Regions from separate parts of the Mus musculus genome. Here regions 1 and 3 are each linked to region 2. A link is a loop called in an ENCODE intact Hi-C map of the cell type or tissue named here. Cell type or tissue: left cerebral cortex. All regions are shown on one strand. Each heading gives the region's core, and the rest is flanking DNA. Links, peaks and the distances in the headings are about the cores only.

Region 1 (11,138 bases), core at 1,966-6,965, 380 kb before region 2:
TAAAAACATATGAAATTATTTTTCCCCAGAGTTTTTTTTTCCAAGGTGGGGAAATGAAGCAGGATAGTAATCAAAATGACAAATGACTGTCCAACAAAAGCTATCTTTCTTCTGCTTTTGAACTCTTGGATAAGAATATACATTGGCTACCATGTGTCTTTTTCTCATTTCACAACAATTTTCTCAATGTTAGGGACTTGAACAGGTAGGTGTGGTTCCATTTTTCCATTTCTTTCCTCGGAATGTCAAGAAACTGCTGCACACTAAGTGGGGAAAGGATGGGGCAGAGCTGAGTTCCAAGGTTTACCTCTTTCCTGAAGTGTCCGAGGTCCAAAGCACATCAGGCGGAGGAAAAACTGAAAGCGATGGCAGGAACAGGTGGATCAGCAGGATCCTCATCTGGCAGTGAATGCTGCAGGGAAGGAGGTCTCCAAGTATTTCAGAGTTACAGCTCTTCAGTGTTACAGCTCTTTTGAAAAACAGCTCTCTTGCTGAAGGGGAGGGCAACACTATAGGAAGAACAACAGTATCAACTAACCCAGTCCCCAGAGACTAAGCCACCAACCAAAGATCATATGGGCTTCTCTGTGGCACCAGGTGCATATGTAGCAGAGGACTGCCTGGTCTGGCCTCAATGAGAGAGGATGTGCCTAATCATGTAGAGACTTGATGCCCAAGGGAAGGGAGATCTTGGGGGAGTTGTTGGGGTGGGTGGATAGGGGAGTGGAGGTGGGCAGAGGACCACCCTCTCAGAGGCATAGGAGAGGTAGGAGGGGGTGAAGAACTATGGGAGGGGGTACTGGGAAGCGGGGCAACATTTGGAATGTAAATAAAGGAAATAATTTAATAAAAACAAACAAACAAACCCAAAACAGCTCACTTAGTCAACTAAGCTCATGTGCATACATTTTATTGGGGTGAATCAAGGGCTATATAAACCTTGGAAAGTGGGAAGGGATTCTCCTTAGAGGGATGTTTCATTAGCTGAGGTTTAAGGTTCTAGGGATACCTCATTTGCATGGAGAGGCATTCCAGAGATCAAACAGAGAAGAGGAAGCCCCACGTAGAAAATTTTGTGCTTAGGAAAGCTATCCAGACATGGTAGACTACAACCTTGGTAGTGAGGTGCAGCAGGGATGGGGCAGAGAGTGCACACGGATGTTCATGAGAACAGCAGGCTTCTTGGCACTGCTGGAGAGAGAAATGCACTGTCCTCGGGATGTCTTTGTATGCTGGGCATGCTCTCCTCCTGGGTCCCATCTAGGAGGTGCCTCTTCATGTGCTTGCTGGCTCCCAGCTGTGTTGTTAAGGGGGACTTTGGCTTTCCAATCAGGCTATTCTACAGGGATTTTTAAAAGATAGTGTTTCCTGTGTTGTGTGGTTGTGCATGGCACACACACATACACACACAAATTTGTTACTGAACTATTTGAGCATGAAGTGCAGATGTTACTTACCCATAAATACTTCAGTCTGTGTTTCCTAAAAGCTAAATAAATACAGTGCAATGATCAAACTCAAGAAATTAATGTTGTCACAGTTCCTACCTGTAGCGTTTGCTCCAATTTGCTGGAGATCCCCAATTGTCCCCAGGCTTATGTATTGAGCACAATATCCACTGGAGCCATGGCCTCAACCCTGGGGTTGTGTTTTTTTTTTAATATTTTCTCCTGATGCAGGGACCAGGTTACACCTAGGCTGTGCAGTTCTCTCCTTTCCTTTACACACAAAAGCCCTTGGGTCATTGTTAATGACCTTGATATTTTTTAATAATACAGATCTGCTTAATAGGGTCTTCCTCGGTTTAGAGTTCCTGCTCTTCCCCTTCAGACTCGGACTGCATCCTTGGCACAGACGTCTGCAAAATGACTTGTGCCCATCCTACAAAAGACCCACAGAACCCTCGCCTCCAGCGCGTCGTGGTGCTGACATTCACTGAGTGGCACAGCCACATTTCTTCAGTGTACTACCTTTCTCATGATAGTCAGTATTAAGTGTATGCAGAGGACTCTAGGTCAGCACTCAGGTGCCATGTTGGGAACTTCCCCACCACCTGCAATTCCAGTTCCAGGAAATCCAACATCTTCTGGACTCTGAAGGCAACTCTACTTAGATTCATACACCCCATAGGGATCACATGCAAAGATATAATTAGAAACTACACAAAATGAAAGGGACAACTTGGTCACTTCCAGAATCATAGTCATCACCCCCAAATAAAAACCCTCATATCCTTTCTCTCTCATTGTCTAGCCGTCTCTATAGATCTGAGGATTCTTGGCATTCCAGGGAAATACAAAATTAAGAGTACGCCCTTTATGGTTATAGTTTTCCATTCAGCCAAATGCTTTGAAGGCTCATCCATTGGCGTAGTACTGTATACCTCAACCTTTTGATTTATGTAGATAAGCTGTGACAGTATTCCACATCTATAGGTCCACCAAGAACTTATTTTTAGTCTCTTCACATGAAAGAAGACATCAAATCTACTTCTCACTTGTATGTAGTTTTCATCCTTAAATTTCTTTAATGGCTAAATTTGGTATCAAGTCCCATGACATCATCCCCCTGTAGTGGAAATTTCCAGGCGTCTCACATCAGGCAATGCCATCAGTTCCTGTGATCTCTTGTTCTGGCCATTGCTAAAGAGGAATCGGTTTACAGAATCTGAGCCAAAGCGTGACTCATGACCATGCCCCGTTTATGATCTGATTGTTACTTCTCACAGCTGAATGGGGGTTTATCCCTTGGGAACTGAGACCCATTGCAAGGGCTGACAAGGCAGTCAGCACCCTCATCTTGGCTTCTCCCCCAGAAGAGGTAGGTATCATAGTCATTGTTCCTCACAAAGGGTTCATGTGACAAAATGCAAAGTAAACAAGCTTTCCCCCAGCAGAAGTGACATCCTGGCTCATTATCACTCCATCCGCTCCTTCTTGCGCCTGGGGATCTCAAACAGATGTGAGTTCGTTTTTTTTACTTCTTGCTGGGGGAACATTTTGAATATAATTAGAAGCAGAGAGACTGCAACAATGTAGTCTGTATGCCAATTAGCTTGTTTGCAGACCATTAGCTTGATCTGCTCTTGCTACAGCCAAACCTTGAACCCTGTACCCTATTCTCCCTGTCCTTTAGCAAGACGGTCTTAATGTAATACCATCAGGTGTGTGTTGTGTTGAACCTATTCTGTTCTCTCCTAAATCCAACTATTTTAGATTTATTCTCCATATCTTGGGAGCACTACACTATCCCTTGAGTGCTGCTGGGTCCTGAGGATACAAAGATGAATATGACATTGTTTGGAGGCAGAAGCACAAATAATTCATTGGCTCATAGCAAAAGGTTGGGCACTGGACCAACCCCACCCTGGCACAGCCTTGCTCCACCAGTGGTAGGTTTAAAAATGAAATAATTAGCACTAACCATGTGCCAGGGCAAGAGAGAGAGTTTCCAGAGAAATTGCCGGTATGAAAAAATGCTTGGCTGATTTTATTTTTAAAGTTAGAAAGGATGGGCACAGTTATTGCAGTGAAGTTGAAACTGGCTAAACATGAGAAAACACGGCCACCCCTTGGAATTTGATCAGCTGGACAGAGCATAACAAACCTCCCCTAAGTAATGCCTGACACCAGCTTGATTGGGGAAGGAAAAGGGTAGGGAAGGAGAGTTCTGAGTTCAGTTCTCTTCTCGGGTAACTGCACATCAGGGTAACAATCAAAGCTACCTACTAGGACAGTAAGTAACACAATCACATGCATATCTTTCTTTAAGGTTACTTTGCAGCAAATCAGAATTAATTTGTTTCATGAGTTGAGATGGTGAGTCAGAAAGAAATTAGATGGGTCACGACGACCTTTGACTGCCGCAGATACTATTGATTCGGTTGTTAAGTAGCTGCAAAATGGTTTTGGCACTATGATACAGCATCACAAATATATATCACTAATTCAAAACAATTCATAAGAAATTCAAGTCCTAAACACATGTGGAACTCAAGTACCAGAGCCATCTTCACCACTAGGGGGAAGCAAACTATCGCCTATCAATTTATTATCCTTGGTTCCTCGGTTGCAGGATGGTTGACATTGAATCATATTTCTAACATGCTAACTTCCACTTTCCAGTCTCAACTGAATAAGAAAAACCATTTTCACACTTTATTCACTATTTCTATGTATAGTAGGGGGTCATTTCTCAGGGTGTTGCAGGACCATGGGATCAGAAAAAGGACTGTAGAGATCTGACATCTTATTCGTCATCAGTACGTAACAAAAGTCTTTCTGATCTTCTGCAGCAACAGAGGGACCTAAAATGACAATCCATCAGGCATAATGACAAATGACAGGGCTCAATATTTTGCCTATAAATGCCCACCTTTTGGGGGAGTTCCTGTCATTCTAATAATACAAAACTGATAAAATGCAAAATTAAAAGAAAAAAATATAGATTAAAGCACTGCTTGCATTTTTATTTATTTTCTTAAATTCTCGGTTTCCTAAACTACTATGATGCGTCAATATGTTTCATCATTTGGGGAGAGTAAGGAAATCAATACGGAAGCACAAGAACTTATTCCAGTAGCAAAGTTCAAAGTGCCCTGGTTAAAGTTCAGAATTATCTATCAGGAGTATTTTGTTTATAAGACCCAAACACTAGGCCCTGTTCATGTTGGCCAAATTCTGAACCACCACTAAGCTACATCCAGTCCCAGAAAAATGCTTTTGAAAATTAACTATAGTTCATTGAGAGATCCTGTCTCGGGAAGGGAAGGGAAGGGGAGGGGAGGGGAGGGGAGGGGAGGGAGAGGGGAGGGGAGAGGGAGGGGAGGGGAGGGGAGGGGAGGGGAGGGGAGGGGAGGGAAGGGAAGGGAAGGGAAGGGAAGGGGTTGAAAGAGGAAGGCACTGGTCTCTGAACATTTGACTGTATTCAAAATACTGCATGCACACACACACACACACACACACACACACACACACGGAGAGAGACAGAGGCAGACAGACAGACAGACATGCACACGGTGGGAGGGGGGGAAGAAATGGGCAAAGGAGGAAAACAGCAAAGAAATGCAAAAGGGAAGGTGAAAGAAGAAGCAAGGCCACTACTCAGTGAGGTTTTGAGCCAGTAGCAGTGGCAGCAGCAAGCAGTGGCGGCAGCGGCAGATGGGCTGTGGTGGTGGTGGCAGAGAACTTGATGTAAAGGCATCTCAGGGCCACCCCAGTCCTACAGACTCAGAAAGTGTATCTTCACAGGACCAATAGACAACTGTACCTCCTTGCAGTTAGGCATTCTAAGTCTCCCCACACCTGTGAGGTACTGCCCTAGTATAGAGGATAGTGCTGTGTGAGCCATACCAAGGATGCCTGTGATGAACGCATTCCTAAACTCAGGTGGACCGACCCTCATCCTGCATGTTCCAATATAAGTGCAGAATTACCCAAATCTGTAAGTGATCAGTAGCCTCCTCTAGTAAGAACATCAGCCAAACCCACAGATCTCAAGGGCCCAGGAGGGAAGTGTGAGGTTACATTCTTCTTGGGAACTAGTAAAAGTGGAATTTATTTATTTTTCTGAGCCTGTCTCTTTTCAGAGGCCAGATGACATGTTCCTGTGCTCTAGCATAGTCAGGCTTGCCCCGTGCCAAGTGTGCACTACCGGATACACACCATTCGCACATGCATGCGCGCACACACCCTTTTCCTTGGGTTGAATCCATGCCTAGCTGGAAGTGGTTGCTTCTGTCTATGGCTGTATTCCACTCATATTGTCCAACACTGATTTTTCTAACTAGAACCATAGATTACAGAAGTACGGACAGAGTTAACAAGTATTAAACTGGCCTCGCAAAATATTTTAAAGTAGCAGACTTTCAGGCTACTTTAGAGGTTCTGAGGAGTGGAGCTAGGGTGAAACTGGGAGGTCAGGCTCTTCAGTAAACACTGGAGTGAAATTATGCTTTTGAACATGGCTTCCTCTGAGAAATATGGTTCTGCCTATGAACAGTCACTCCATACACATTCCTGGGTCACCTCCCAAGGAGTGAAGAAGGATTAATTAGCAGCCCCCAAGACAGGCTGGCTTTGTAAGCATTCCCATTGCACAAGCAACACGTCAGGCTAGACAATAATGCAGTGCAAACTGCCTATTGAACTGCAGCCAAAGAAAATGCCTCCCAAGTGTGGAGGGATGATCGCCAGTGTCTGCCACCCACGGCGGAGAACAGCGACTCACGTTGACAAGAGAGCATGCTCTCCAGACAGAGATACATCTAAGCTGATGCAACCCTCCCCCCCATGTTAACAAAATGCCAGCAAACGTTCCTCCCTTGAGACTCTATATGTGTCTATAAGACAGCTGTCCAACTGTAATACTCGTAGAAGTTACGATTGTACAAGTTTGCCACGGGTGCTGTAGTTGCTGTTGAAAATACTGTGAAGGTGTCAGCATTATTGGGTGGGGAAGAAATAATTCTCAGTCACTGTGGAAAGGATGAACCAGAGTCAACGGTGCTATATTCACACCTTCACAGACACAGCCACTGTCAGCTGCATCCACCAAGTTCTCTCAGATACTAAAAGTACGCCAAACACTAAGCTCTATCAACCTTTAACCTGTCTTTGACGGTTAAGAGGAAACAGTTATTGCCAGTGTGACTGAGCCCCTTTGGTGGGCAAATCTCTATACAAAGGGCTTTTGATGTGCTGACTACTTCTCACAGCCTTTATAAAGTAGGTATACTGCTTTTGTTGTACTGTGAAGATGCTGAGATAATTTTTTTAAATAATAGTAAATGATGCTATGAAAAAATAATAAAGTAGGAAATAAGGGCAGAGCTCTCAGGGACTCTATGATCTAAATGTCTATGATCTAAAGTGTCAGCTGAGGTCCCTTACAAGTAGCACTGAAACAAACCTATGGAAAGCAGAGACGTGAGTTTAGCAGAATCTAAGAGCATCATTCCTGACTAAGCAAACAGGCGTCAGGACCCTGTGGCAGGAAACTCTGGCTTGCCCAGGAACAGTAAAGAGTCTGTGTGACCAACAAAGCAGAGATTCCAAGATGAGGCCCATGGGTGGTTGTTTGGAAGTGGCGAGCTTCACACAACTCCAGGGTTGTGCAAGGTCCCCGTGAATCTGCTAAGCAAGGAGTGGGTAAGGCCTGTTGCTTTGAACAGAGAAGTGGTGTGAGTCGGCTTTATATTTCTACATGGCCTGTTGGAGATGGCAACAACCAGTGCACTCTCTCTTGCCAAGATGAAGAATGACCTCCACATTGTAAACCTGTAGGATTCTTAGGTCGTTATTCTTGTTGAGTGGCTTCTCCTCACCCACCTGTCCTTTTGCCAGGCGTCTACCACCTACCTGTCTGGACGACTTCCCGGGCTCTTTTCCTATCCTGTGCTTATGGTTATGTGGGTGGTGCTCAAAGCCTATGAGCATGGGTGCTCTTCCTGCCTAATCTCATGTCTCCCTGTCTCATCTGCAGCAGTGCACTCAGGCTTCCCTCACTGGCGGCACTCCAGGATAGCTCACCCGAGCTGCTGCCAACTCATCTAGGTGCCTGTTGCATGCCCCCTCATGTCCTGGGTGGCCCAGGGTTCTTTAAATCAGCTTGGGAAATACGAGGGCTGTTTCCCCAGCTTTCCTGAGAAAATCCTTGTCTAGCTAAAGGCAGGACACAGAGGGCTGGGAATACAGCCCAGTTGGGAGACTGCTTGCCTACAATACACAAAGCCTTGAGTTCAGTCTTCAGCACCACACAAAGATAGGCCTGGTGGCAGATGCCTGCAATCCTAGCATTCAGAAGGTGCAGGCAGGAGAATGAGCAATCCAGTGTCACCTTTACATACATATCAAGTTTAATGCCAGACTAGGAGAGTTTTGTTTTTTTTTTTTTAAGCAAGGCATCTGCTTTGTTGCTTAAGCTAGATGTCTATGATTATTTTAAAAATCTCCTTCACTCTTCAAATTCAATCCATTACCAAACCAATCTTGCAGCTAGCATGGCCATTCCCAACACCTCTTCCTTGTTTTAGCCTTATCAGCTCTTCCCAGAGTGCCACCCAGCTCGCAGCCACACAATTCTGTCTACTGATCCTGCTCCATTGTCTCTGCTCTGTCTACCCTGCAGTCACAATGGCCTGCTCATGTACTCTTTTGCTTTTTCATGATCCCCTCATCTACCTCCTCTCTCCTCCCTTGTTTAAGGCCCATGTGTTGTTCAGGTGGTAGCTTCAGTGTCACCTGTCACACAACAGTGTCAACACAGGTTTCCTGAAGCACACAGGTGAGAGCCCCTTGGCTTTCCTGTCTAGCTCTTACTCACTACACATCATTGGTGTTGCCCATCAAATCTTCCTTTTTCCCTTTTTACATGATGCCCTGAGTGAAGGTAGAGATTGACAATTCTTTATTTGGATTTCCAGTGTCTAGCTCATTACCTGCCATATGGTAAGTGCTATGGTTTAGACCTAAAATGTTCCCCACAGCTGTGTAAGGGTTTGCTCACTAGCTTGTGGCACCATTGGGAAGTAGTGGAACCTTCAAAAGGTAGGACCTAGTTTTAGGAAGTTACGGGACACTGGGGACATGGTCTATGCCTACCCTCTTTACTTCCCAGTTCCATGAAGTGAACAACTTTAGTCCAATACACAATCTCTGTAATGACATGCAAAACAATGATGTCAATTGATTATGGAACTATGAAACTATGATTATAAGTCTTTCCTCCTATTATGTTGATTGTCTTGGGTATTTTGCTATAGTGTTGGGAATCTAACTAGCACAGTTGGTTCCCACGCACCTAAGTGAATACCTAGCTCCTGTGGCTCACATAACTCAGGAGACCTCTTCTGTCTTGTTAACAGCTACTTCTTCAGGACTTGGAAAAGTCCTGATAGAAAGCAGGTGTCCAGTAAGAACAGAAGTGAGAAATTACTCAGTCTGTGATATTGTTTCCTTGAGAAATAGCTCCTCAATTCTTTTTTTCTTGGCTTATTTTTTTTATTGACTCTTTGAGAATTTCATACAATGTATATTGACCACCGTCCAACATCCCTTCCACATCCACACAGATGTCTGTACCCTTTTGATTTTTCATCCAGCTAGGGCAATTTGTGTTACCCATACATTCTTGGGTATATGGGCATCCACTGCCACATGGCCAACCTATCAGGACATACCTTAAAGAAAACCAACTCTCCTCCTAGCAGCTATCATCTACCAATAGCTCCTCAGATTGGGCAGAACTTTGTGCCAACATGCCCTCTCCATGCTGTGATTCTGTCTGGCTAGGGTTTTCACAGTTCTTGTGCATGCTGTCACAACTGCTGTGGGAGCATACGTGCTTTGTTATATCCACTGCTTTCTTATAGTCAGTCAACCATTACCTCTGGCTCTTAAATAAAAAGTATTCCCCTCTTCTGCAATGACCCTGGGGCCTTGGGTGGAGGAGGAAGTACAAAATAGATGTCTTGTTTATGGTTGAGTACTCCCCAGTCTCTTACTTTCTGCACCTTGACCAGTGGTGGGTCTCTGTGTTAACCACCATCGACTACAATAAAATGCTTCTTCCATAAGAGCTGAAAGATGCCATAATCTGTGTGTGCAGTGCCATTAGGAGTCAGTTTAATTCTGTGCCATTTACCAGAGTCATTTTAGTAGGCTCTCCTCTAGGGCCTGGTGGAGATTGGTTCTAATGCTTTGATTCAATCCAGAATCTGCATGTTCAGATGCTTAAGAGCCTTGTCCCCAGTTGGTTTTTGATCAATCAATAAAGATGCCAATGGCTAATGGCTGGGCACTGGGTGGGACACTTAGAGTTGCGCAGGTAGGATGAAGAGAAGAACAGAGCAGTCTTGGGTTATTGCCATGGCTTGGGGTAGAATGATGGGATGCAGGAGCTGCAAGAAATAAAGCCATGTGAGACTTTGGGGAAGTGGGGAAGCAGCTACTTCCCTGATTAGGCCTGGGGTAGCAGGAGAAGATTTAGGAGTGCCCAGCCTTTGAGGTAGACAAGGTATTTTAAAAATAAGCTTGTGTGTGTGTGTGTGTGTGTGTGTGATTCTCTGATCCAAAGATAGCTCCTGGGAGGGTGTACACATTCAATCTGACAGAAGCCAAAGCGATGTAGCAAAAACTCACTGCAACAAGGGCCTATGACCTACCTAGCCATAGGTTCTTGTAATCACAACACCAAATTAGGAAGTAGAAAATGAACCCAGAACCAAGAAACCATAGAAGCAGGTGTCTGGTGAGGCACATGAACACGGGTAAGGGGTGGCGGGCATCAGTACACACATCCAGAGGCTAGAGCAGGATGTCAGATGCCTTCCTTTATTCTTCACTTTAGTTCCTTGAGACAGGGTTTCTCACTGAACTGGAAGCTAACCAGTTAGCTCCTGATATCTGCTTATCTCCTCTCCCTAATGTTGGGGTTGCACTTTAAGCCATGCCCCATGCTGGAGATTTGAACTCAGGTCTTCGGGCTGACAAACCAAGCACTCTTAACCACTGAGCCACCTTCCTACCACAGCAATAGTTTTACACACGTCTGTTTTCCCTCCATCTGGCAAATGTATTTTCCTCAGCTTCCCAGAAAATCAGGTCTTTTACTTTAGTGAGTAGATTGGAGACTCCCTAGATCTCGGGGCCCTGAGAACAGCTCAAGGAGGAAGAAGTAACTAGATGAATGTAGGGAAATTAGATAAAAAGCTAGAAACTAGATTATTCAAACTAAGCACTTTTTTCCTGAATTGCTCCAAAAACCAATAGGTGGGCTAGGCTACTGAAGCATAGACAAATGAAAAAAAAGATCCCATTTAGGGCAAAGGACTGACCAAAAGAAAATTCTGCAGATTTTTGACACTTTGGGAGTGCTAATGAAGTGACTGGGCTCCATCAGTCATCCCAGGGTAACAATTACTGCGAAGCTTCTCCCCTGAGCATAAAACAGTTTGGTTTAACCTTTGATATTTCACTTTTAAATATTACCAAACAGCCAAAGATGACTCCACATTGCAGTGGAAATCTGACAGCAAAAGTGGAATCAAAAACAAAGAATAAACAAACAATTCAGAGAGCAGAACAAAATTTTAGAGAAAGCATAACTAATGTTTATAGACAGGTAACAGCGAATACCAC
Region 2 (11,138 bases), core at 4,083-9,082:
TGAAAAGGTAGACCTGGATTTAAAAGCATATCTCATGATGATGGTAGAGGACATAAAGAAGGAATTCAATAACTCACTTAAAGAAATACAGGAGAACACTGCTAAAGAGTTACAAGTCCTTAAAGAAAAACAGGAAAACACTGCTAAAGAGTTACAAGTCCTTAAAGAAAAACAGGAAAACACAACCAAACAGGTAGAAGTCCTTATAGAAAAACAGGAAAACACATCCAAACAGGTGATGGAAATGAACAAAACCATACTAGACCTAAAAAGGGAAGTAGACACAATAAAGAAAACCCAAAGTGAGGCGACGCTGGAGATAGAAACCCTAGGAAAGAAATCTGGAACCATAGATGCCAGCATCAGCAACAGAATACAAGAGATGGAAGAGAGAATCTCAGGTGCAGAAGACTCCATAGAGAACATCGGCACAACAATCAAAGAAAATGGAAAATGCAAAAAGATCCTAACTCAAAACATCCAGGAAATCCAGGACACAATGAGAAGACCAAACCTACGGATAATAGGAGTGGATGAGAATGAAGATTTTCAACTCAAAGGACCAGCAAACATCTTCAACAAAATTATTGAAGAAAACTTCCCAAATCTAAAGAAAGAGATGCCCATGAACATACAAGAAGCCTACAGAACTCCAAATAGACTGGACCAGAAAAGAAATTCCTCCCGACACATAATAATCAGAACACCAAATGCACTAAATAAAGATAGAATACTAAAAGCAGTAAGGGAAAAAGGTCAAGTAACATATAAAGGCAAGCCTATCAGAATTACACCAGATTTTTCACCAGAGACTATGAAAGCCAGAAGAGCCTGGACAGATGTTATACAGACACTAAGAGAACACAAATGCCAGCCCAGGCTACTATACCCAGCCAAACTCTCAATTACCATAGATGGAGAAACCAAAGTATTCCACGACAAAACTAAATTCACCCATTATCTCTCCACGAATCCAGCCCTTCAAAGGATAATAACAGAAAAAAACCAATACAAGGACGGGAACCACGCCCTAGAAAAAACAAGAAGATAATCCCTCAACAAACCTAAAAGAAGACAACCACAAGAACAGAATGCCAACTTTAACAACAAAAATAACAGGAAGCAACAATTACCTTTCCTTAATATCTCTTAATATCAATGGACTCAATTCCCCAATAAAAAGACATAGACTAACAGACTGGCTACACAAACAGGACCCAACATTCTGCTGCTTACAGGAAACCCATCTCAGGGAAAAAGACAGACACTACCTCAGAGTGAAAGGCTGGAAAACAATTTTCCAAGCAAATGGTCTGAAGAAACAGGCTGGAGTAGCCATTCTAATATCGGATAAAATCGACTTCCAACCCAAAGTTATCAAAAAAGACAAGGAGGGACACTTCATACTCATCAAAGGTAAAATCCTCCAAGAGGAACTCTCAATTCTGAATATCTACGCTCCAAATGCAAGGGCAGCCACATTCATTAAAGACACTTTAGTAAAGCTCAAAGCACACATTGCACCTCACACAATAATAGTGGGAGACCTCAACACACCACTTTCATCAATGGACAGATCGTGGAAACAGAAACTAAACAGGGACACAGTGAAACTAACAGAAGTTATGAAACAAATGGACCTGACAGATATCTACAGAATATTTAATCCTAAAACAAAAGGATATACCTTCTTCTCAGCACCTCACGGGACCTGCTCCAAAATTGACCATATAATTGGTCACAAAATAAGCCTCAACAGATACAAAAATATTGAAATTGTCCCATGTATCCTATCAGACCACCATGGCCTAAGACTGATCTTCAATAACAACATTAAGAATGGAAAGCCAACATTCACGTGGAAACTGAACAACACTCTTCTCAATGATACCTTGGTCAAGGAAGGAATAAAGAAAGAAATTAAAGACTTTTTAGAGTTTAATGAAAATGAAGCCACAACGTACCCAAACCTTTGGGACACAATGAAAGCATTTCTAAGAGGGAAACTCATAGCTCTGAGTACCTCCAAGAAGAAACGGGAGAGAGCACATACTAGCAGCTTGACAACACATCTAAAAGCTCTAGAAAAAAAGGAAGCAAATTCACCCAAGAGGAGTAGACGGCAGGAAATAATCAAACTCAGGGGTGAAATTAACCAAGTGGAAACAAGAAGAACTATTCAAAGAATTAACCAAACGAGGAGTTGGTTCTTTGAGAAAATCAACAAGATAGATAAACCCTTAGCTAGACTCACTAGAGGGCAAAGGGACAAAATCCTAATCAACAAAATCAGAAATGAAAAGGGAGACATAACAACAGATCCTGAAGAAATCCAAAACACCATCAGATCCTTCTACAAAAGCTTATACTCAACAAAACTGGAAAACCTGGACGAAATGGACAAATTTCTGGACAGATACCAGGTACCAAAGTTGAATCAGGATCAAGTTGACCTTCTAAACAGTCCCATATCCCCTAAAGAAATAGAAGCAGTTATTAATAGTCTCCCAACCAAAAAAAGCCCAGGACCAGATGGGTTTAGTGCAGAGTTCTATCAGACCTTCAAAGAAGATCTAATTCCAGTTCTGCACAAACTATTTCACAAGATAGAAGTAGAAGGTACTCTACCCAACTCATTTTATGAAGCCACTATTACTCTGATACCTAAACCACAGAAAGATCCAACAAAGATAGAGAACTTCAGACCAATTTCTCTTATGAATATCGATGCAAAAATCCTTAATAAAATTCTCGCTAACCGAATCCAAGAACACATTAAAGAAATCATCCATCCTGACCAAGTAGGTTTTATTCCAGGGATGCAGGGATGGTTTAATATACGAAAATCCATCAATGTAATCCATTATATAAACAAACTCAAAGACAAAAACCACATGATCATCTCGTTAGATGCAGAGAAAGCATTTGACAAGATCCAACACCCATTCATGATAAAAGTTTTGGAAAGATCAGGAATTCAAGGCCCATACCTAAACATAATAAAAGCAATCTACAGCAAACCAGTAGCCAACATCAAAGTAAATGGAGAGAAGCTGGAAGCAATCCCACTAAAATCAGGGACTAGACAAGGCTGCCCACTTTCTCCCTACCTTTTCAACATAGTACTTGAAGTATTAGCCAGAGCAATTCGACAACAAAAGGAGATCAAGGGGATACAAATTGGAAAAGAGGAAGTCAAAATATCACTTTTTGCAGATGATATGATAGTATATATAAGTGACCCTAAAAATTCCACCAGAGAACTCCTAAACCTGATAAACAGCTTTGGTGAAGTAGCTGGATATAAAATTAACTCAAACAAGTCAATGGCCTTTCTCTACACAAAGAATAAACAGGCTGAGAAAGAAATTAGGGAAACAACACCCTTCTCAATAGTCACAAATAATATAAAATATCTCGGCGTGACTCTAACTAAGGAAGTAAAAGATCTGTATGATAAAAACTTCAAGTCTCTGAAGAAAGAAATTAAAGAAGATCTCAGAAGATGGAAAGATCTCCCATGCTCATGGATTGGCAGGATCAACATTGTAAAAATGGCTATCTTGCCAAAAGCAATCTACAGATTCAATGCAATCCCCATCAAAATTCCAACTCAATTCTTCAACGAATTAGAAGGAGCAATTTGCAAATTCATCTGGAATAACAAAAAACCTAGGATAGCAAAAACTCTTCTCAAGGATAAAAGAACCTCTGGTGGAATCACCATGCCTGACCTAAAGCTTTACTACAGGGCAATTGTGATAAAAACTGCATGGTACTGGTATAGAGACAGACAAGTAGACCAATGGAATAGAATTGAAGACCCAGAAATGAACCCACACACCTATGGTCACTTGATCTTCGACAAGGGAGCTAAAACCATCCAGTGGAAGAAAGACAGCATTTTCAACAATTGGTGCTGGCACAACTGGTTGTTATCATGTAGAAGAATGCGAATCGATCCATACTTATCTCCTTGTACTAAGGTCAAATCTAAGTGGATCAAGGAACTTCACATAAAACCAGAGACACTGAAACTTATAGAGGAGAAAGTGGGGAAAAGCCTTGAAGATATGGGTACAGGGGAAAGATTCCTGAACAGAACAGCAATGGCTTGCTCTGTAAGATCGAGAATTGACAAATGGGACCTAATGAAACTCCAAAGTTTCTGCAAGGCAAAAGACACCGTCAATAGGACAAAAAGACCACCAACAGATTGGGAAAGGATCTTTACCTATCCTAAATCAGATAGGGGACTAATATCCAACATATATAAAGAACTCAAGAAGGTGGACTTCAGAAAATCAAATAACCCCATTAAAAAATGGGGCTCAGAACTGAACAAAGAATTCTCACCTGAGGAATACCGAATGGCAGAGAAGCACCTGAAAAAATGCTCAACATCCTTAATCATCAGGGAAATGCAAATCAAAACAACCCTGAGATTCCACCTCACACCAGTCAGAATGGCTAAGATCAAAAATTCAGGTGACAGCAGATGCTGGCGTGGATGTGGAGAAAGAGGAACACTCCTCCATTGTTGGTGGGATTGCAGGCTTGTACAACCACTCTGGAGATCAGTCTGGCGGTTCCTCAGAAAACTGGATATAGTACTACCGGAGGATCCAGCAATACCTCTCCTGGGCATATATCCAGAAGATGCCCCAACTGGTAAGAAGGACACATGCTCCACTATGTTCATAGCAGCCTTATTTATAATAGCCAGAAGCTGGAAGGAACCCAGATGCCCCTCAACAGAGGAATGGATACAGAAGATGTGGTACATCTACACAATGGAGTACTACTCAGCTATTAAAAAGAATGAATTTATGAAATTCCTGGCCAAATGGATGGACCTGGAGGGCATCATCCTGAGTGAGGTAACACATTCACAAAGGAACTCACACAATATGTACTCACTGATAAGTGGATATTAGCCCAAAACCTAAGATACCCAAGATATAAGATACAATTTCCTAAACACATGAAACTCAAGAAAAATGAAGACTGAAGTGTGAACACTATGCCCCTCCTTAGAAGTGGGAGCAAAACACCCTTGGAAGGAGTTACAGAGACAAAGTTTGGAGCTGAGATAAAAGGATGGACCATGTAGACACTACCATATCCGGGGATCCATCCCATAATCAGCTTCCAAATGCTGACACCATTGCATACACTAGCAAGATTATGCTGAAAGGACCCTGATATAGCTGTCTCTTGTCAGAGTATGCCTGGGCCTAGCAAGCATAGAAGTGGATGCTCACAGTCGGCTATTGGATGGATCACATGGCCCCCAATGAAGGAGCTAGAGAAAGTACCAAAGAAGCTAAAGGGATCTGCAACACTATAGGTGGAACAACATTATGAACTAACCAGTACCCCGGAGCTCTTGACTCTAGCTGCATATGCATCAAAAGATGGCCTAGTCGGCCATCACTGGAAAGAGAGGCCCATTGGACACGCAAACTTTATATGCCCCAGTACAGGGGAACGTCAGGGCCATAAAAGGGGAGTGGGTGGGTAGGGGAGAGGGGGTGGGTGGCTATGGGGGACTTTTGGTATAGCATTGCAAATGTAAATGAGCGAAATACCTAATAAAAAATGGAAAAAAAAAAAAAAAAAAAAAAAAAACAAAACCAGAAATGAATCAGCGGAGTAAATCTAAGGCAAAGACATAGGTCCCATATTTATAAAGGAAATATTTCTAGATGGCTGCAAACATTTTCTCTTGTCAATCACTATAATGATTCACTGACAGTGTAGATAACTTCCTTCCCAAAATTTTCAGACAATATACATTCACAAAAAGATAATCCTATTTTTTAACTAGTTAAGTGAAGACGCAAGGTTTCAAGAAACTTCATTTGCGACATAATACCAGTTGGCTATATAACCTGAATATGTTTATGATTTTGAACTCTTGCTGAAAACCAAGACTTAAATCATTTTCCTTCTCAATAGCCAGAATGTTTTATATAAAAAGGTATTTCAATCAATAAGAGCACTGACTATTCAATATAGAAATGTATATATTTATACATCTACACATAAGTCACACACATACATATAAGGAACAGGAAGTTTTTCTGCAAAGTATGTATCATAGCAAAGCAGCTTAAAATAATGACTTTTATCACCAATTCACACCACTACTAAATGAGACCACTCCCACAACCAACAGATGTATATTCTATTTAGAAGGGTTTTGTTACTTAAAACTAGCAATGACAAAAACAATATACAAGATGGATCTCAGCAGGTCTCTAAGACAAAAACTGTGAAACAAGTTCTCAAATATGGCTGTTTCTCAGGAAACATTTTCATGTATGGTACAATATAACTGTGTATAACAATGAAAGTGCAATACAGATTACAGAATACTAAATATTAAAAAAATTAACCTCGTTTCCCATTAGATCAAATTAATTTGTTTCACTTAATCAAAATTTTACTTTCAAAAGTACATTTCTTTTATTCAAAGTCATACTAAATGTATTTAGTGACACAACATGAGAAAAACAAATAGTCAAATACTGTAAAGCACAACTTAAGCATGCTCATCTTCAAATCACTGGATGCCTAACAGTGCTGTGAGCCGGTACTACAATGCTGTCAGTGCTATTTGTTGGGACACCACAAGAAGGAACGCGACTATTTCTAGGCGGGTTTTTAACGGAACAGATCTAAACAGAAGTAACTGTCAAAACGAATCCACTTTGCATTCATGAAATACAAGTACGGACACACATTTAGTATGGGTTGTTTTTTTTTTCCCACACCACACCCCCGCTTCCATATAACTTTGCCACAGATAAAACCAAAATACATTTTAGAGAGGTGACACACTGCTCTTAAGAGCAAACTGCTTAAACATCGCCGAAATGCTCCTAAATCAGAGTGCCCTCCCTTCTGCTTATATATATATATATAATTCTGTATGGCACATTACTGAACTGGAGTTGCATCTGGTTTCATCTACTATGATTAGTGAAAACAAGACAGACCTTAGGGCTCTACCCAAGCAAATCTGCGAGGGATGGGGAAGGGGGACAGGGCGCGAGGTGGCGCAAGAACAGATGAAAACACGGTTAGGAGAGAGTTGTCTTCCCAAGGAACTGAGCTTACTACACTCAACTCCAAAGGCTGACACCTACTCGTCAGAAAAGAAAACCGACGCAACCACCCACTCCTAACACCGACCAGCCTCCACTCCCACCTCCTCCCCTCAAAAGCTACCCCGTAACCCCTGCCGAAGCACACCCTCCGCTCGCAGCCCCTCTGTTGCACTGAACCAACCTGCTGGGTAACAGCTGTGGGCACACGTCGCACTCTGAGTGAGGAAAAGCAGCGACCGCAACAAGGTAAGGGAGTCCCAGTACTTCCCGCTACCCGGAGCAGCCCACTGAATGACAGCCGGGAGCGCGCAAGTTTGAAGCAAAACCGATCAGACCCCACCGAAACGGAAAACTGAACTGCATTTGAACAGGAATGGGAGGCGGGGAGGGCTACGCGAGTCCATCACATGACAGCGAAAAGAGGACCGGAGTCGTCGGGGCGTCCTCAAGGAAAGGGGGGGGGGGCGTGGGGAGGGTGCCGTCGCCATAGCAACACCCCCCATCCGTCCAGACTTCCAAAGAGGGAGGAAGAACTTCAAATCCCAACCGTCAGCTCGAGCGGCTCCTTCTTAAAGGGGTACACACAGATCCGAGGCCACTCGCAAGAGGGCAGAGGCGGCCGCCCCCCGCCCCTCAGGCGCCGCCCCCATCGCCCCTCGACCCTCTCCCGCCCCCCGCCCCCCGCCCCGCGAGCGCCCCGCAACCCCTGGTCCCGCGTCCCAGGAACTAGGCAGCGTCTTCGCCGCCAGCCCCAGGGCCGCAAGAAGGGGGTGTGTGAGCGCCCGGCCGGGGGCGCGGACCGGCTCGCCGCTCCAGGGTCCCCTCCGCCCCGGTGGAGAGCCGCGGTGACAGGGGCACCGGCGGGTGGCGACGGGCGCCGAGGAGTTTCGGGGCAGCACGAGCGGGCGGGCTGCTTCCGCGGGGTGCTCGGAGAGTGGGTCCGAACTAACAGTTCCCCGGGAGCTCGGAGCCGGGCAGGCGGGCGGCGGGGCGCGGACCGCGCCGGGCAGGGAGCCCCGAGACAAAAGGCGCCGCCGGGGCCGCCGCGCCGCCGCCGCCGCCGCTCCCATCGCTCCCCATTGAACTGACCCGAACCGGAGCTCCAACTACACCCCTCAGCCACAAACTCCTCCGGCAGCCGCACCGTGGCGCCGAGCCCGGCCCGGCCCGTGTCTCTCTTACCTACACAGTGCATGAGGCGGTGGCGCCAAGAGTCGAGTTCCCGCCGGAATCCTCTCCTCTCCGCCGCGCACCGAGGGCTCCGGCACTGAGCGGCAGCGGCGGCGGCGGCAGCAGCGGCGGCAGCGGCCATTCTCTCTCTTCCCTTGTCCATCTGCGTCCCGCGTCACGCGCCCTCATTTACATACGAGCGGCGCAGGCACGAGGCAGGGGCGCGAGCCCTCGGCGCGAGCCCCGGAGCGCGCGCCCCCCGGAGGGGGGTTGATTGACACGTGTCACTACCTTCCTCCTGCCCTCCCCTCCCCCTCCCACCGCTCCCTCGGGGAGAGGCGGGGAGGGAGCGCGGAGAGAAGGAAGCAACCTGCCGCTTCCGCTGACCCCGCCTCCTTACCCACTCCCTTCCCCTCCTCCCCCCAGAGTTTACTCAGGCAAGCCATACTGCTCCCGCCGTCCACGAAAACCCTGAGCGGGAGCGAGAAACCCGGAGGCCAGCCAGGAACCCGCGTGCTGAAGGAGCGGACCAGCAACGCCTCCCTTCTGCCCTCGCGCGGAGCGCTGGAAGTCCGAAGACTTCATTTCCCAGCCTCCATTGCGTGCAGGTCCCGTAGAGGAGCGCAAGAGAGCGACGCTGTGCCCTCTGGGCTTTGTAGTCCTCTCGCGTTGAGCGCTCTCCTAGCCTAGCCAGTTCGCACTTTTCCAGATAGCAGCTCGGCCCCAGACTTCTAATGTTTTGCCCCCAGTGGGTTTAGCCTCTAACTCCCTCCGCCCAAATGCTTGCTTCCTCGAGTTCCAAGAGGGGAGTACGGTGGAAGCCTCAAGAGTTGGCGGTGCTGGGCTAGGCAGCTCCTTAAGTGCTGGAAACTTTTCAGGGTCAATGTCATCTATCTTCACTTTCAGCGAAAGCGCTTGCCAATCATCCTACTGCATCCAGAAAAGATGTGCGAGGACATCAGTTTTGTGAAGCGAAGAGATCTTGAAAAGCGAGATTAGTTACAAAAATCGGGGGAACTAACCTTGCATGGGATTTAACACTTTGTAATTGTTATAGATGGATCCTGCTCTGTGCTAGAGAAAACTTCCTTGGGGAGAGGAGAATCTTTTGATTAAGTATATACTTAAAATTACTTAAAAAAAAAAAAAAAACTTTTGCACCAGAGCCATTTCTACACTTATGTCAGTATTGTCACAGGGGACCAAGAGCTTGTAAGCCATCCAGAGTTTACAGAGAAGTGCTGTACATTACTGGGCATTTATACTCACCTTTGCGGAAAAAAATATTTTAATTCTTAGGAACTCAAATTCTCAATTCTGTATTGCCCTATCTTGTGGTATAGTCTTATCTATCATTCTTTTTTCTTCTTAGAGTAGTTTATTGCTCAGCGTTTGTTGCATCAGAAGTAAAAATGTAGCATTACATCTTCATCAGAAATTTTCGAATGTGAAGTTTGAAGCCATGTGTTTATGAATATATGTTTGCAATCTTATCATTTGGGAGGCTAGAATAAGGTGATGTGTAGAGTAGAGATAGTCTAGATGGCGGTTCAGAAACTGAAATTTAAAATAGGAGTGGCTTATCTCCATAGTTTAGAGTGGGAAGATGGAATAGTTGTTTCCATCTGAAAGCTCATCAGGCACCATCAAAAGAGACATGAGAACAGGACCCAAAAGCATGGCCCAGCTTCTAGAAGTGTCTGATTAAAGTTACTTAATGAAAGTATGTGCTCATGCTAACTTGAAAGGAATGGTGGACTAAATAACTATGAGAGCCTAACAAACCATCCAAAACTTAATAGCTTAAAATATCAACTATGGGATAGTGAGGTGGTTTCACAGATAAAGGGACTTTCATTTCTGGGGGAATAGCTGTCTGCCAGGATCACAGAAACCAGTATTCCTATTCTTCAAGGGTCTACCCTGACTTGTCCACATGGTGGCTGTCACAGGGTTCCAAAAGGCAGCATGAGAGCTACTAGCCCCTAATCATGACCATTTTTTTATTTATTCACTTTACATCCAGACCTCTGTCCCCCCTCCCCCACCGTTCCTCTCCCCCTTTCCTCCTCTGAGGAAATGGAGAACCCCCTAGATATCTCCCCCCACCCTAGCCCATCAAGTCTCAACATGGATCACATTTAAGTCTCAATGGTTAAAACAAGTAACATTGCCAAGCCCAGTGTCAATATGGGTAATATATTATGCTACACAATAGGAAGATGTGTAAGTCCCATGAAAGGGGGAATTAAATATTTCTCCCAAATAAAGAGAAAATACAAAGAGGAATAGAACACATCTCTGGACTTTCTGAGACAAGGAGGAAACCATGACTAGATACAACAACATGGAAATAATTTTGGAAATCAGTTTCATTGTTAATAGCGTAGAATCTTTCATAGCATGTATTGTCAGTCCATTATAACAATCCCCATAAACATAGAAAGGTCAGGTCATATCAGTCTAAGCATCTAGTGTTATTCCTGATACTCAGTTGATACTTAATTGTTATCTATTGACTTGATGAATAATTAGAATATCTAGAAAGCCAACAGGAGAAAGAGGGTCATATCCAATATTGTCTTTTACACCAAAAATTCAGCTGCAACAGATTTTAACATACCAAATATGTGATATGAAGCTATTGATACTCTGTAGAAAGACAGTGTTGTCACAAGTACTTCCTATACCTATTGTATCAATCATTTGTTATTATGTAGCAAGTCAATCTTTAACAGTACCTTAAAAGCACAATCATTTCTTTTTTTAATATTTTTATTGGGTATTTTCCTCATTTACATTTCCAATGCTATCCCAAAAGTCTCCCATACCCTCCGCCCCACTCCCCTACCC
Region 3 (11,138 bases), core at 3,525-8,524, 490 kb after region 2:
ATTTTTGGTAGAAGTTTCATGTTAGTTAGAGTAATTGTGATGTAATGAAAACTTTCAAAAAAAAAAAAGACCAAGCACAAACTTGTGAGACTCTGAGATATCCTATCTTGGCTGAAGGGAATAGTCAGAAATAATACTGCTATTGTAGAGGTCATAATTACACTTTTCCCAAGGATGTACCCAGGTGGTCTATATCAGATGGGGTAAGCCATAATAAGTACACTACAGCATAACTGTGCAGATGTTCTCATCTATCCATAGCTGTTGGGCCAGGTTGGTTCCTAGAGGATGAAAAAAGTCTTGACTGGCATTTGGAATGCATCTTTGAAGGTGAGAAACGTATTCTTTCTGATCTCATGCACAGTCAGGTAGACCAAAATCACTTTACCTTCGGAAGGCAAGACAGTAGTAACCAGGCTCCTGCACTGCCACCACACAGCCAGAAGACATGTTCTCCACTTTGATCTCAGAAGATCCTTATGTAGTGCGTTGTGTTAGTGATAACTCATTCTCAAACTTTCTGTCATAGACAGTAACAGCAAATACATCTAGTCCCATAGACTTGCATAGGGAAAACATTGAGATTCTATGGTGAAGATGGGCTTCACGGAAGGTCCAGAAATGACATCAACAGTGTGCTAGCTTTATACCCACATCTTTCTGACACCTCCCTCAATACACATGTGCAGCCCAAGGCCTATTTCCTATAACAACCATGCTAGTTAATTTTTGAAAACATGACCCAAATATAGACAGACCTGGGAAAGGGACTATAAATTGAAGAATTTTCTCCATCATTTTAGCTTGCAGGCATGTCTGCATGGCATTTTATTTCATTTTATTCCTTTTATTCAAAAATAGACTTTTTTCTCATCTAATATATCCTTATTATGGTTTCCCCTTTCAATTTCTCCCCTTATCCATCCCATCCCCCAAATCTGTATCACTCCCTTTAAGTCTTTCATTAGGAAACACAAGGCTTCTAAGGAATAATAATAAAATAAAATATAATCAGATAAAATTAAAACTAACACATTGCGTTGGACAAAATATGTAAACACAGAAAAAGAGTCCAAGAGACAAGACAAGAAATGAAGACCCCACTAGTTTACACACTCAAGAATTCCATCAAAATCACTAAATTAGAAGCCAGAATATATATATGCAGAGACCTGGTGGAGACCTGCACAGGCTCTGCATATGCTGCCCCAGTCTCTGCCAGTTCATGTGATCTTTCATCATGTTGACTTAGAAGGCATTTTTGTGATGTGATGTGATGTGATGTGATGTGATGTGATGTGATGTGATGTGATGTGATGTGATGTGTGTGTGATCTACCCCTTCTAGATTTACACTCTTTCTATTTCCTCTTCTGAAGGGTTACCTGAGCCTTGAGGGGAGGGATTTTGTAGAGACATGCTATTTAGGGCTGAGCGTTTCGTGGTGGTCTCTCACTCTCTGCAGGTCTGGCTGTGTTTCTTTGTATTTGTTCCCATCTTCTGGAGGAGGAAGCTTCTCTGGTGATGGCTGAAGAAGACATTGATGTGTGAGTGTAGCAAAATGTCACCAGGAGTCTTCTTTTATTGGAACTTTGTTTCCTTTGATTTTACCTTAGCTCGCTAGAATATTTAGTCTCAGGATTTTGGTCACCAAGCAGAACATGGAACCAAGTATGGGTTCCATGTGGAATACCTTAAGTGAAACCAGATGTTGATTGGCTATTCCCACAAAGTTTGTGCCATCAAGGACCCAGCATATTTTGCAGAGAGGTTGTCATCATACATCCAAGGGTTTGTGAGTAGTTTGATGTTTCTCTTTTAGTTGCATGCAGAGTAGCTTCCTGTACCAAAGGTACGACGAGCACGTAGGGATGAAATCTTTATGTAGTCACCAAATAAATGTCTCCATTTTCAATGAGCGGTGTAGATGTCATTGTTGGCTACAGGATCTTGCCGTCAGTTTGTGGAGATTAACCTATAGTATTGGCAATAGCATGGGTTGTTTGGGGTTCCCATAAGACTTCTTTGGGCAACAGCTCAATTAGATGTAACCCAGTTTTGATATGGAAGCTTTATTTAAAGACAAGAGATGGCCTAATGGGGCTCTATCTCCCCGATTATTAGATGGTTTTATTTATATGACTTTAATACATGTATATATTTTAGGAAACTTTTTACCGGATTATGCTTTCACAATACCCCTCAAATGGCTCTTGATTTTATGTATCTCTCTTCTCCTCCTATTCTATCCCTCATCTCTAAATCCTCTCCTATTCCTACATGATTCTCTGTTCTAGGACCCCATCTATTCAGAAGTATCTATTTTATATCCTTTTTAAGTAGATCTATCTGCCCCACCCCCAATCCCTTATTATATACTTAACTTCTGTGGTTCTACAGAGTGTAGCTTTTTTATTATTGAATTAACAACCAATATCCACATATGAATGACTATATACCATATCTATCTGTTGGGGTCTGGGATATCAAACTCTGGATGATTTTTTTTTCTTAGTTCCATCCATTTTACCAGCAAATCTCATGATTTTTCTTAAACAGTTGAATTTAAACTCTACTCTGCAGATGTACCACATTTTCCCTGTTGAGGTGCATCTAAGTTGTTTCCAATATCTGGTAACATGGTTAAGGAAGTGTCTCTGTGGTAGGATGAAACATTCTTTGAGTATACATGCCTGAGAGTGATATAGCTGAATCTCGAGGTAGATGAATTCCATCTTTCTGACAAACTGCCACATTTGTTTCCATAGCAGCTGTACAAGTTTGCACTCCCACAAGCAATGGATAATTGTTCCCTCTTTGCTTGATGTGTGTAAGATGAAATCTCCAAGTAGTTTTAGTTTGCATTTCTCTGGAGGGTAAGAATGGTGAATGTTTCTTTAAATGTTTCTCAGCTATTGGAGTTTCCTCTTTTAAGAATTCTCTGTTTAGACCTGTATCCCATTTTATAATAGGGTCATTTCTTGACAACTAGTACTTTGAGTTATTTATGTGTTTTGTATATTAGGCCCCTACCAGATGTGTAGTTGGAAAAAAAAACCCAACAATCTATAGACTGTGCTTTGAATGAGAGTGTCCTTTGCCATATAGAAGCTTTGCAGGTTCATGAGGTCCCTATTGATTTACTGAGATGCACTTCTTAATTGCTAATTGATGTAGGAGGAACAAGCCCACTATGGATGGTGCTATACCCAGACATGTGGGCTTAGGATTTCATAAGAAAGTAACTGTGCAAGCTTGGAGAGCAAGTCAGTAAACAGCCTTCCCCTGTGGGCTCCAGTCAGCTCCTGCATCCAGATTTCAACTTGAGCTTTCCTAGGTGATAGGCGGAAACCTGTGATCGAACAGAAACCATTCTCTCCTCCAAGTGACTTTTGATTGTGATGTATGTTGCTGTAACAGAAGCAAACCTAATATATGAATTGACAACTGAAGCATAACCCCAAGACTGACATGTCACAGGTTTTCATGGTGTATTGGTGCAAACAGGAGACATATCTCTGATTAGAGCACTACATAGCAGGGAATTAAAGGTCCATGGTGAAAATAATTTCCTTTGCTGAGCACAGCTTCACACATCTGGTTAGCAGCTTGACTACAGGTAAAGTTTAGTACTTCAGACACAGGCATCCACTCATATGTGTTGTGTTCTCTCTCCCTTCTCATCCTCTGTCCACTTCTTTTATCTGTCTTTATTTGTGTATGTATGTATGTATGTATGTATGTATGTATGTATGTATGTGTGTATGTATGTGTGTATACATCTATCTATCTATCTATCTATCTATCTATCTATCTATCTATCTATCTACCTACCTGTCTATCTACTTACCTATCTATCCAACTATTATCTATCTATCTATCTATCTATCTATCTATCTATCTATCTATCTATCTATCTACCTACCTACCTATCTATCTACCTACCTACCTACCCACCCACCCATCCACATACCCATCTCTGATCTTTACCTGGGTGGAAGCAAATGTCTTGGCTAGAGAGAAAATACTTGTAACGTCAGAAATCAGAAACTGGAGAAAGAAGTGTGTGGATGAACCTGTGGTCAGAGGCTGAAGCAGGTAGATAATTTTTATCTCATACAGATAGCAAGCAGATCCCATGTTCCCACAGGACATTTCTAATGTCCAAGGGAGCAGAATGACTTAACTTATGATGTTAGCTGACTTGGTTATTGCTACAGCTGTACAGTGATCAGAGTGTGGTTGTTTGATGGTTTTCTTTATAAACCATATGAAAGATTTTTCTGTTTGTCCTTATTTTGTAGGATTCTTTCTAATCATAAGTAGATCCAATCATGTTATTGTTGCTAATATGTGATTCGTAACTGAAAAATATACATTTGTTTGTTAGTTAAAATAAAAGTGAGGAGACATAAATTATACCTGTTATAGTCACTGTATACACCCTTCCATATTCTACACATCAGTATCTACTGGTTTGTGAGCAGATCTCACTAGATGTTGAATCTTACCTGCACACTAAGGTTAGCACTTATTTCCTGCTTCTTTCTTGATTCTTTTCAGTGCATGAGTTAAAAATAAAACTGAACAATTATGAGCGGAAAGGAAAAGATTGATTTTAAAAAAGAGAGATATTAGTCCTTAATGAGAAATAAGTGTGAGGAGAGAAACGGGGTTTGTATCTCAGACACACCAGGTCCTGCCCGCTCACTAGCTGTAGGAACTTGAATCAATTCAATTAATTTTTCTTGTCATTTCCCTCCATTAATAAAATGGAAACAATAGCACCTATTATACACAATGACTGTGAGAGGTAAATGATAATCCTTGCATGTACTGGAAAATATATGTATACATAAGACATATGAGAGCTCTTTTCCTCCATAATGAAATTGCAGGTGAAAGGAATATGGTGAGATATTTGGAATGCATAGATTAGCAAGCTGGGTAAACTGCAAGTATATTAATATGAAAATGTGACTGAAAATGTGTCTGAAAAAGGAGGTCATGAATACAAATGGAGACTACCAATCCAAATATTTCTTCCTTCTTTATTGGAAAGTCAAATAAAGAGACATTTTTTTTTAACACAGGCACCATTTTGCCTAAAACTAAAGCTAGGTTTATTTTCTCTCTGTCTCCCATAGAAGCTTTTTTTTTTCTTTCTCTCTCTAAGTCCTTAGTGGTATTTGTGCCACTCAAACTAATTGGCTCATTAGGGGTAGCACTACCTCTCACCCTGCACCCATATTCCTCTAGAAATCTGGACAGAAGAAACAGAGCTCTGTTTTCACAGACCACACAGCGTTTTCGCACATCCCTAAGTCAAAGAATAGCACACAAAAGGATGTTTGCTTGAGTTGATTGATGCTGCACTCTTAATTTTAAACTGCAGGGGCCCGAAGCCTTTGAGTGCATGGTCATGCTGCCCCCGTGTGGCCAACTTTAGAAAATCGTTCTGAAATCTTCCAGCCCGAAGGGAAAGAAAACCTTAACAAGCGGGCACAGGTCAAGCAGTGGGCTGCTTTAGCTACGCTTGCTTGATAAGGGAAACCACCGTGATTAGGCCAAACAGCTAAGCGCTGAATCAATAGACTGAGTGAATTGTACTTGGACAACAATCGTTACTTCTCTACATTCAATTACTGCAGTTTTGAATTATCGGAACGCTGAGAGAGATTTATGCTCTGGGAAGGATGGATAAAAGTCCCAAAGCCTCCCTATTTCCTGAGGTAGGAGAAGACTCAGAAACTCGTGCTTTAAGAGATTTGCAACATTCAGTGCAATGGTGTCTTCAAATTTATTCGAACAAAATAGGATTTGTTCGCTAGGGTACTGCTTAATCAATGCTGCCTTTTCTTTAGTGTGAATTTTTAAATTTCCTGATCCTATAATTGATTTTTTTTAAATAAATTAGTGCCGAAGAAGAGTACCCAATATACTATTTGAATCTGACTTATTACATCAATTACTTGCTGCAAAATTGAGTTCATAAAGTGTAAAATATTATCCCAATACTAGTTTGCATAATTTTTAATATTTGAATTTATACTTAAGAACTGCAAATGGCTTAAGAGGTGTATCTGAATCTTGGATTCTGCTCATACATAAACCCTGGAGTTAAAATTAGGTGTGCTGGATCCAAAGGTATCCACATATTCATCTTTCTTACATGATAATGATCTCACTCTCTCTTCTTGTGAGTATTGTTGACACGATCCTTTAGGGAAGAAATTTAAACTGTGTGAATAGTGAAGATTAGATCATGTGCTTAGATAATATTCCCTGCCTTTCATTCCAGTAACAAGTAATTCTTTCCTACTATTAACTAGTAATAGGGTCATTCACAGGTCACAGATTCACTTCAGAAGTAAATAAATAATTCCTCCAAATTCATGCCTCATTTACCATAAATTATAACAGAATCGGGAGCTGGAATCACCCTGGTCTCTGAAGCATACAAAATGGAATGCCTTCAGCTGCGGAATGTAGTTGCTGCTTTGTGCAGGTGATGATTTGAATTCATGCTCTACCTGATGACCCTGCAGGTTTCACTGTGTCCATCGAATGCATTTTGTGCATAGCTGCATAATTTACAAGCGAACGCACCATCCTTCTATTTGACATTTGAAATAAGACCACATTCTGGTTTTTTTTAAATCAATTTCCTCCATTAATAGAATGCTTCTTAACAGAAATATAGTTCTGTTTGGATTGGCATAATCATAGTTCTTATTAGTTTGAGTAGCAACATATCAGGGCTCATATGATGGACAACACATCTCTATATACCTTGCATACAGCTCTTCCCTGCATCTTTCCTAATAGCTAAAAGGCACAACTGACACAGAAACACACAGACATACACACACACACACACACACACACACACACAGAGACATACACACACACAGACACACACACAGAGGCACAATGACTCTGAGTGATTTACCCAGTGTAATGCAAGTAGTTCTTGGAGCTATCATTCCTAGTTTTTTCTTTAATACTGCATATCTTGTTGTGACCATGTGAAGACATGTTATTTTTATATAAAACCCACAAAGTTCTAAAATAAAAAGCAGGGATATGTGTAAAGACAAGGTGAGTGTTCCATATTATTTTAAACAAAAAAGAAAATTAACAAATGTATATAGTGATGTATGTTTGTACTATATAGGATGCAGATATATACATATTGCATATAATACATATATGATATATAATATATACACATGTACAATGCATGCCTGTATAAATATGTATGAGGGTCTATATATCCATACAGTAAAAATTATCTGTGAGGAGATTAGAGAGGTTTAGGTAAAGAAAAGATATATTTATTTATTTTTCTTTTATATTCTTCCTGACTAAATTTTATACTAAGCATTTATATGTATAGTTCAAATATGCATGTGCAATTTCAAATATAAATTTGTTCAGAACATCACATTAGTTGCCGTCTTTGCAGTTGATGAAGCCAGTGCTCTTGTCCGAGGTGGATCAACACCTCGTCTACATCGTGCTCCGTGTCTACATAGTGCCTCTCTGAGCGGCTTCTCCTCAGAAGGCTCACGGAGTCCTATTCTGTTCCCTTCACTTGAGAACTTATCACATGGCAGTTTAGTTCCTTTTAATAATCTGACCTCAAAGAAATCCCTTCTATTTACCTGACTTCAAGAGCACATGTCTATGTAGTTTCTGAAATGTTATGTAGGTTTATCTTTATAAAATGGTTATGAGGTTTATGTTTATTTGAAGGTTAGCTATATGAATGAAGGAAAGAAGAGTATGTGAGGAGAGACAGAGATGGAGACAGAGTGACACAGAGACAAGAGACACAGAGAGAGAGAGAGAGAGACAGAGGAGCACAGAGACAAGAGACACAGAGATAGAGAGAGACAGAGGGACACAGAGAGAGACAGAGGGACACAGAGACAAGAGACACAGAGATAGAGAGAGACAGAGAGACCGAGGGACACAGAGACAAGAGACACAGTGATAGAGAGAGACAGAGAGACACAGAGACAAGAGACACAGAGATAGAGAGAGACAGAGAGACAGAAGGACACAGAGACAAGAGACACAGGGATAGAGAGAGACAGAGAAACAGAAAGAGGAAGCCAGAGAGACAGAAACAGACACACACACACACACACACACTCACACACACAGAGACATGTGGACACGTTGCCATTGAACAGAATTGCCAACATTTCTCATGTTTCCTTTCCCTCAGCTCTCAGTTTCCTTTAGTCTTAACACCTCCTCCCGTGTGGCACATTCATTACAATGAATAAATTTAATGTGAGATACCATTCTTACTTCAAACTTGTGTTTCCACAGGAGCTCACTCTCAGTGCACATTGCACAGATTCAGACAAATGTATCAGCACATATACACACTTTAGTAATCTAACAGGAATTCTCGCTGCCCTGCTACCACCATTTACCTGAATGACTGTAGGCAACAGGCTCCACTTCCTTATCTATCAAATGGGAATAATCCAAGTACCAACTCTTGTGAATACTGAATAAGTTAATAGAAAATGATTATTTAAAACATTACCTGCGATATAGCAAACATTCAGAAAGCATTTATTATGCATTACATCATAACTCAATATTTATATAGCATTATGTCTAGTTTCAGAAAGACTCTTCAAAAATCATTTGTTCTTAAGTCCAAAATGGCAGTCCTCAAAGACAAATATGAAAATGTTAGTATGGAATTTGAGATCATGAATTGATTAGCTTTCCCTCAGCATATGCAACTTTTCCTGAGGAAGTTCTCGGCTAAGATTGAGTGACTCTGTTGTTTGATGGCTGCAGTGTATTGAGGGGCAAAGGTACGCATCACCTTAGCAGAAGCCACAGAGCACAAGATGGAAGGGGCGGGGGAAGTACCAGCAACCCCACGATAAGATCGCCTTCAAGGCTATGTTTCTTTTTATCTAAAGACCTGTCAGAGAGAGGGGCAGGGGAGCAGGAGGGAAAACATAAAGGCAGATGGGGAGGATATGGGAGGAGTTGTAGGAGAGAAAACAAGAACAAAATATACTACATTAATATATTTAAATATTATAATACCAAATATAATATTTAATATTATATTATATGTTTTATTTTAAATATATTATATTAAAAAGATTTTTAAGCCTGTTATTGGGCCCCTTGGAATGCCTGTCCTCACCAACAGTGCTACGCTGGGCAGCAAGCCTATACTACAGGAATGGTGAGGGCATTATCTAAACCATAGACACATCAGAGATAATTATGTGCACTTTGTTATATAGTTATGAAGTTATGATCCCATCGGCACAAGTCATATTTACCATCACTGCCTCAGTTACTGTTAGAAACCATTTTTCCAACCCTCACAGTTTGTCAGCTAAGCTTTCTTCTAGCTTTTGTAAGCCAAATATGTCTGCCAGTGCCTCTGTAGGGTGTGGAGGTTGCTTTTTGTGAGTTTACCAACAGTGAGTACTTGCTTATCATGCACAAGTCCCATTGTAGTTTTCTGGGTGCAATAAGATAAACACAGAGGGAAGGCTTCCCACTCCCTGGAGACCTACATGTGTGTTCATAGAAAAGGGCTTACAAATCTCTCTCGTTTTGCATATTTGGATGAGGTTGGCTCTTCTTACCCTGCATCCCACTGAGCACCATGGTTGTTGGTTTCCTCTTTAGTAGATTTAGGTCCTCTGACCCCCTACTTTCAGCATTAGCTATGGATGAGCCATGCCAAAGTAGTTTGACATTTCAGCTTGATTTAAACCAATTGACACTGACAGCTCTGTGTCAAAGTGTGTTAATGCTTAATCAGAAATAATATCCCCGTGGACCAATGGCTGAGTACATCGTTAATTGGCAGTAGCTGGGTGCAAGTTTTCTGCGGGAAATTATGGACTAAGCAAGCTCAATCAATTTAGAAGGGGGAAAAAGGTGTAGTTTTAAAAAGGCACCGTTGAAAAAGACTTTTGCTTCTCTTGTGGAAGCTCTATTCTCCTCATTAAATAATGAGAGAGAGAGAGAGAGAGAGAGAGAGAGAGAGAGAGAGAGAGAGAGAGAGAGAGAGAGAGAACCCTTAAGGAATTTATCATTTGATGATGAGCCATGCAAAAGAGTTGGTTAGAATGCCATGTATTCATTTCCTTGGGTACCCTAGAGCTATTCTGAAAGTGACCTCTGAGAGCTATGCACAGAGAATAGAAAGAGATGTGTTTTCAGATTGGAGATATACTTTTCTTGTCATCCAGAATTCCATTTTTTTCTACAGGCTCTTCCTACCAACATTTATTTAAGAGCCTTCTCCAGTGGATACAAGGGTTACAAAACATGTGCATTTCATGAAAGAACACAGCTGTAAGGATGTGCACAGGAACTGAGGTGGGCTTAGTGTAGAAAGGGTGTTGGACAGCAGCACCCTTCTCCAGTTCTCAGCTCACAAACAGCCACTCTTGGCTTTTCTCTGTCATTCTTCAATCCACCTGTCATCAAGTTCTGTTAGTATCCTCTTTCTCACATTTCTTCCCAGAGCAGATTTGACTTTCTGGTCCACTTTTAATTAGTTTGGGATACAACTTTGTGTCTTCAGCTTTAAAATCCCTCAGATGACTCTACAGCCAGAGACTCCAACAGCCAGATTTTAATCAGTCATGACTATTGAAATATGGAAAAGAATGGAGTGGGCTAAATTTAATGTCTATGACTGGCATGTTAAAGGGAAATGAGAGAATAGAATGGGGTTCTACACCGTCAAACAAGTAACTATAGCCATGAGAAGAGGTTGGTGACCATGTGCTAGGTGGTACTCATTGATGTCTGTCTCCCCCCCCCCCCCTGCCCCACTAGTAGTAATTTGTTTGACAACCCTTTCCTCAACCCAAACCTTAAGGGGAACAGTGTCCCTCTGGGGTTGCAGCCTGAAGCTTTTAGAAACTCAGTACTATTGTATTAAGCTTCGACAGGCCATACTTTAGACCTCGTTGAGAAAGCACTCAGCAGGGCCTGCCTTGAGCATGGCTGAGGAGAGAATCTTTGGCTGAAATCTCTCTAGGCTAACACACAGTACATCTGAAGATGAAGAAGCCCTTGCACAGTGCAATAGGTCTCAATTCCATGTCTCTGCACATCGCTTTT

The links. Peaks named below come from ENCODE experiments on the same cell type or tissue, not always from the same donor. Only the 100,000 strongest peaks of a DNase experiment are listed, where the experiment ranks them.
Region 1: a loop joins it to region 2, with 6 times the contacts of the local background. A loop is called at or near these places in 6 of 42 quality-filtered maps.
Region 3: it touches region 2 in a loop (5-fold over the local background); 12 of 42 quality-filtered maps call a loop at or near these places.

Annotation. Positions count from the first base shown.
Region 1 is chr5:45,470,376-45,481,513 of GRCm38, forward strand. No RefSeq gene overlaps it. Among named protein-coding and RNA genes, the nearest start is that of Lap3, 17 kb to the right of the region's middle. In left cerebral cortex, for the core only: a CTCF peak has its summit at 4,021 (motif pointing right); DNase peaks (open chromatin) are centred at 2,711, 4,026 and 6,182; H3K27ac peaks cover 1,405 bases.
Region 2 is chr5:45,849,050-45,860,187 of GRCm38, forward strand. It overlaps Lcorl (ligand dependent nuclear receptor corepressor-like), which reads right to left and starts at 8,491. Exons shown (of 7, transcript NM_001163073.1): 1 at 8,298-8,491. The coding sequence starts at 8,448. In left cerebral cortex, for the core only: CTCF peaks have their summits at 7,066 and 8,843; DNase peaks (open chromatin) are centred at 6,701, 7,102, 7,495, 8,504 and 1 more place; H3K4me3 peaks cover 2,641 bases; H3K27ac peaks cover 1,970 bases.
Region 3 is chr5:46,342,168-46,353,305 of GRCm38, forward strand. It overlaps the pseudogene Gm7931. Among named protein-coding and RNA genes, the nearest start is that of Gm40298, 420 kb to the left of the region's middle. In left cerebral cortex, for the core only: a CTCF peak has its summit at 5,415 (motif pointing left); DNase peaks (open chromatin) are centred at 5,424 and 8,271; H3K4me3 peaks cover 401 bases.